2 separate regions of the Homo sapiens genome follow, and region 2 is linked to region 1. A link is a contact called in ENCODE Hi-C or POLR2A ChIA-PET data. All regions are on one chromosome and are shown on one strand. Each heading gives the region's core, a stretch centred on a gene start or an enhancer-like site at or near the end of the contact. The rest is flanking DNA. Distances are from core to core; before and after follow the strand shown.

The links. A loop is a pair of places that touch in the nucleus more often than their neighbours do. ChIA-PET counts read pairs that join two places held with the same protein, here RNA polymerase II (POLR2A). Pooled maps may share reads with other maps.
Region 2: a pooled map shows a loop between it and region 1 (4-fold over the local background). The contact joins the promoter of STIP1 here to the promoter of TMEM223 in region 1. A Hi-C loop is called at or near these places in 6 of 50 pooled maps. POLR2A ChIA-PET finds 5 or more read pairs at or near these places in 5 of 52 experiments (GM12878, H1, Panc1 and 2 more).

What each region holds. Positions count from the first base shown.
Region 1 is chr11:62,790,573-62,793,475 of GRCh38, reverse strand. It overlaps TMEM223 (transmembrane protein 223), which reads left to right and starts at 1,470. Exons shown (of 2, transcript NM_001080501.3): 1 at 1,470-1,797; 2 at 2,561-2,903. The coding sequence starts at 1,482. The coding sequence ends at 2,853. NXF1 (nuclear RNA export factor 1) reads left to right here. Exons shown (of 21, transcript NM_006362.5): 20 at 775-835; 21 at 962-1,346. The coding sequence ends at 1,000. MIR6514 (microRNA 6514) reads left to right here and starts at 705; the gene lies at 705-774. RefSeq lists a silencer at 1,341-1,490 and an enhancer at 1,561-2,070.
Region 2 is chr11:64,184,812-64,187,714 of GRCh38, reverse strand. It overlaps STIP1 (stress induced phosphoprotein 1), which reads right to left and starts at 1,544. Exons shown (of 14, transcript NM_006819.3): 1 at 1,445-1,544. The coding sequence starts at 1,453. It overlaps LOC124902686 (a long non-coding RNA gene), which reads left to right and starts at 2,034. Exons shown (of 2, transcript XR_007062712.1): 1 at 2,034-2,903. RefSeq lists silencers at 1,332-1,391, 2,092-2,231 and an enhancer at 2,352-2,421.

The DNA of each region.
Region 1 (2,903 bases), core at 221-2,720:
CCTCCCAAAGTGCTGCGGTTATAGGTGTGAGTTACTGTGCCTGGGCTCCTGAAATTTTAAAAGGCAAAACTTTTGGCTGCTTAAAAAAACCTAATAGTTGGCTGGGAGAGGTGGCTCACACCTGTAATCCCAGCACTTTGGGAGGCTGAGGCGGCCAGATCACGAGGTCAAGAGATCAAGACCATCCTGGACAACATGGTGAAATCTCGTCTCTACTAAAAATACAAAAATTAGCGGGGCTTGGCGTTCCACGCCTGTAGTCCCAACTACTCGGGAGGCTGAGGCAGGAGAATTGCTTGAACCTGGAAGGCGGAGGTTGCAGTGAGCCGAGATCACGCCACTGCACTCCAGCCTGGTGACAGAGCAAGACTCGGTCTCAAAAAAAAAAAAAAAGCAAACAGAAAAACACAAACCTGATAGTCTATAAAAAATTTGCCTGTGTATAAATTAACATAAAAAACTTTAAAGGTAAAATGGAAGTTCCTTTTCATATACTGTTCTGCAACTTAGTTTCTTTACTTACACCATGAACATCTTTCCCTACCACTGTAAAAACTATCTTGAGCTTCTTGACAGCTATTTAATATTCCTTATCTTTGAGAAGCCATTGGTAGAACATCTGGACTTTTACTAATGTCTCATTTGTATAAATAGTGCAAGGATGTATAAGAATGTACATATTTGTTGGCAAACTTGGGTGCTTTTATGGAGTGGACTTTCAGCTGGCATTTACGAGTCAGAGTTCTTACAGAGCTGCCTGTTCTTCCACTCCAGGTGCCTTCAGGACAACAACTGGGACTACACCAGATCTGCCCAGGCCTTCACTCATCTCAAGGTAAGGTCTGGAAATACAGTGGCAAAAAGACTAGGATCTCTGGGCCTCCAGGAGGTCAGGTTAGCTGAGTGGGGTTGCTGAGTGGCGAGGGTAGGCCTACCTCTACTGACCTTCATTTTTCTCCAGGCCAAGGGCGAGATCCCAGAAGTGGCATTCATGAAGTGATCGTAGTCATGCCTCAGAAGCAGTCCCCCCTGTAAATAGTCCTTGGATATTACCGTCTGGTTGTCGTCTGTCATCTCCTCCTGTCTGGCCCGAGGCCGCCCCGTGACTGTGACCGAGGGAGGGAGGGCTGCCTGATCCCTCTCCTCGCCTGCCTTCTGGAAGACTTCAGAAGATTGAGCCTCACTGGTGCCAGGAAGCCAAAGCTTACTTTGTAGAACTGACACTAAACTACCCGAAGGACTTAGGTGCTTTGTGTACTTAACCCCAGGACCTCCTTACTTTTTAATATAAAGAGTGATGTTGTATTTCGTGTTCTGCACTTTTTAATATAAAGAGTGATGTTGTATTTCGTGTTCTGCGTGCTGGATTGGTTGTCTCCTCCCAGCCCTGAGCGAGGGGGGCGGGCCCTCTAGCGGGGGCGCCCAGGGAGGGCGGAAGGCGGCTCTGCGGCAGGAAGCCCCACCCCGGAAGTCGGCTGGCCATGGCGGCGCCTTGGAGGCGATGGCCCACGGGGCTGCTAGCCGTGCTGCGGCCCCTGCTCACCTGCCGGCCCCTGCAAGGCACGACGCTGCAACGGGATGTGCTGCTCTTTGAGCATGATCGGGGCCGCTTCTTCACCATCCTCGGGCTGTTCTGCGCGGGCCAGGGCGTCTTCTGGGCTTCCATGGCTGTGGCAGCCGTGTCCCGGCCCCCGGTTCCGGTGCAGCCTCTGGATGCGGAGGTCCCAAATCGTGGCCCCTTCGACCTGCGCTCCGCGCTCTGGCGCTACGGTCTGGCCGTCGGCTGCGGCGCCATCGGTAAGACGTGGGCTGGCTTCCCACTGTGACAACGTGGGGTGGCGGGACACGACCTTCCCTATACAGGCAGGGAGAGTCAGGGACTCCCTATCCGAGAGTGGCGGGCGGGCTTTACCCCACAGAAATGTGAAACACTGGCCGGGCGCGGCGGCTCAAATGCTGGGAGGCCGGAGGCGGGCGGATCACTAGGTCAGGACATCCAGACCATCCTGGCTAACACCGTCAAACCCTGTGTCTACTAAAAATACAAAAAATTAGCTGGGCGTGGTAGCAAGCGCCTGTAGTCCCAGCTACTCGGGAGGCTGAGGCAGGAGAATCAATTGAACCTGGGAGGCGGAGGTTGCAGTGAGCCGAGATGACGCCACTGCACTCCAGCCTAAGCGACCGAGCGAGACTCCCCTCTCAAAAAAAAAAATTGGGAAACAGTGATGTCTCCGAGCGCCGTGCCCTGTCATAGCCTAGGCTGAGGGCTGCCCTTCACTCTGCGACCTTGAGCAAGGTCCTTAAAGCTCTCCATCTTCCCATTAAAATGGAAACGGACATCTATTAAGGTTGTTGGGAGGAATAACAAGATTACTGGGTATAACAGGAGCTCAGTACTGCACTCCAGCCTGGCCGGCAGAGTGAGACTCAGTCTCAAAAAAAAAAGCGCTCAGTAAATACTACTTTCATCCCACAAATTTCTTATTCAGAGGGCACTGGAAAGGTCGGTACTTAGATGCCCAGTGAAAACCCCTCACCCCAATCTCTGCCCTGCCTGCAGGAGCCCTCGTACTCGGTGCTGGTCTTCTCTTCTCTCTCCGGTCTGTGCGCTCAGTGGTGCTTCGAGCTGGAGGGCAGCAGGTGACCCTCACCACTCATGCCCCCTTTGGCTTGGGGGCCCATTTCACAGTTCCTTTGAAGCAGGTATCTTGCATGGCCCACCGGGGTGAAGTCCCTGCCATGCTACCTCTGAAAGTCAAAGGCCGACGCTTCTATTTCCTCTTGGACAAAACTGGACACTTCCCTAACACAAAACTCTTTGACAATACTGTGGGTGCCTACCGGAGCTTGTGAAGAAATGACCTCAAGTCACTCACCTCTCCAAGAGGAGGATAAAAACTGAA
Region 2 (2,903 bases), core at 295-2,794, 1.4 Mb before region 1:
CCTTTCTTAAAGGTAAAAGAGCAACGTCTTATTCCAGAAATCTTTTCCTCACCTATACTACAGCCCATTTAACCCTAGATACAACTGAAATATTATATGGGCACAAAAAAGTTTACTAACTTCATTTCCACTCTTTTTAATACAGCAAGGAAGCTCGAGCTTTGCCTAAAGCAGCAACTGCTACAAGAGACCAAAGGCTCAGCTCTGTAGCTCACACCAAAAAAAGGATGGTAGTCACTAGTCCATCGAGATGTCTTATTTAAGGGGAGAGTGTGGGCGATCTTAGTTTTATGGCCCTGAAGTAAGAACCAGATACCAGGTATAGTTTCAGAATTGTCACCCCCAAGTGTTATGGGCCCGGAGCGAAGACAGTAGTACTCCCGAGCGGGAGGATGATTTCTCGGAGGTTGGTAGAGGTTTCTTGGAGGTTGTTTTGTCCTTTTTCTTCCGATGAATCATTACAGCTCAATGACAGCTTCAAATCGAACAAAACCTCTAGGCCTTTCATAACCGCAAGCTACTGAGGACATAACCAAGTCACTGAAAGGAAGCAGCAACCGCTTCAAACTCGGCCCCTCAAATGCTCAGTAGAGGCCCATAACTTCCAGCGGTTGATCTCTGTAAATTGTCTACAACCACCCCCGGGTCGTCAGAAACCCATCTTTCAGACCCACCTTTCGGAAGTGTTGGTCCTCGGTCACTCGACAATCACACACACAAGCATACAAAAAGAGGGGGAGGGGCCGCAATACATTTGTAAAACACTGTCAGAGATGGAATTCGTCCCAAGGACTTTTGCGGCACCCTTCCCTTTCCCGCATCAGGTAGAGTCGGTCTGTCGCTCCTCAGACCCCCGCTCAACGCTCTCCCACCCTGACCTTCTCAGATGTAGAAGAGTAACATTTGCCCCAACTGCATCCCAGGCTGCTAAGATCCTCGGCTACTCCCAGTGTATCCCCGTCCCCGCTCCCTGGATCCGTCCAAGTTCCTCGTGGCTAAGTCCCGAGCGGTTTCTCCGTCGGCCGTCTGAGATCTCCCGGAGGGCTACCTCGCGGGTGCGGACCCCGGCCCCCGGCCCACCTCCACCCCGCCCCCTGCGGCCCGCACCCTCCCCAACATGGCCCGCAGCCGCCCCCTCGGGACGCCTTCAGGGCCCGGTCGCGACCCCTCTTCCCGCCGCCGGCCGGACTCACCCAAGCTGTGGCCTCCGCCGGGCCCTCCTCGCCCAACCAGGGGGCGATGGGCGCTCCCCGCGGCCGGCCTCGCTAAAGATCCCGCTCCCGCCCGCCGCCCGCGGCCCTCACCTCCCCGCCGCCGCCCCGTCCGGCCCCAGCGCCGAGCTCCGGTCTCCTGGATCCGGCGCCCGCCCCGCCCCCCTACCGCGGCCTGGCCACCGCCGGTCCCCGAGCAGGCTCGGGGCCTCAGCCCGCCCCTCCCCCTTCACCTGCTCCATAGCGCAGCGCGGTCCGGAACCCCGTTGAATCGAATCCGTCCGCTCCGCGTTCCCAACCGCACGCGCCGCCTTCTGGAACCTACTAGAAGCTACCGGGACCCCGGCTCCCGCCCCTTCCTCGCCTGCTCACTGGTCGAGTTCTTCTAGGGGGAATGTCTGTGCTGCTCTACTATTGGCTTGAGGTCCAGCCCATCATCTCCACTTCCTTCTCATTGGACAGCGGGGAGTAATTCCCTCAACCCTGCCTCCCCCGCACCTCAGGATTGGGCGCTCCTCTATAAACCCACCCATCTCAGGCTCCACGAATGGAGGGAGGAGCGAACTTCTGCGACACGGATTGGTCTTTTGCACTGCCAATCGTAGCCGCGCTGGCCGCGCCCATTGGTTCTGATCGTTCTGGAAATTTCCACCTCTCCCATTGGGCTGCCGGACTCCATGTCGGAACCGCCTTCAGAATGAGAGCGATTCCAATTGGGCGGAGGGTTGCCAACTCTTTGCGCTGATTGGTTTAAATCGCTGCCCTTCAAAAGGCCGGGTTTCGCCCCGCCCCTGATATATGGGAGTACCGGCTGCAGTCGGGGTCTGTAGCTGTGTCGCCGGCGGCTGCGGGGCCTCTGGGTTGCTTTCCCTCTCGCTCCCGAGTGCCGCGAGTTCCAGGCGGTCCCCGGGATCGCCAGCGGCACAGGGCCCCAGCCCTTCGCCCGCGCATCGGGATGGGGGTCCTAGCCGGTGGGAGCTGCCTGTCCCTCGAGCGCCAGCTACCCGCGTTGTCCAGCGCTCCGGCCTCGGCCCGGCCCTCCTGCCTCCTGGCTGTTAGGTTCTGAATGTTCCGGAAATGCCACGTGACCGCGAGGGCGCTTGGGCTTGGGCTGGACAGGCCGGGGATCTCACCGCGGCGGGCCCGGCTGTCCCGCTTGGGCGTCCTCAGTGGAACCGCACACCCTTTCTCAGCGCGCCGGTCGTTTGGTCCTGTAGGGCCGAGGGGAATTCGTGCGGTGTTGAGCACGCGGGAAGCACTTAACGAAAGGGAGCTGCCCCTCAGCCCTCGTGAGTCCGATGTAAAGGAGTGAAGGAGACGAAGAACTGAATCAGTAGTTGACCGCCTGTGAGCTGGCGAGCTGTGCCCTGGTAGGGCCTTAAATCCCAGCCCCAGAAGTCGGAGGCAGGGCAGGCACCCCAAAGCGTGGAAGAGATGCACCTGCGGAGTGAAAATGCTGCTATTGCTTCTAGGGTCAGCCTTGGTTCCTGGAACAAAGGAGCCGCATGACTCGGGTCTGGCGATGATGTTGGGCTCTGCAGTGTCCTCATCCTTCCCCCTCTCTGGGTAATGATATCTTCCCAGGGTTTAAAGTGTGTCCTCTCTGCCAGTAGCTTGTCTCCACAGCCTCATCTTTAATTCCACCTGCCCCACCCATTTTGGACACTGCAGCCAAGTTGCAGCAGATCCGCA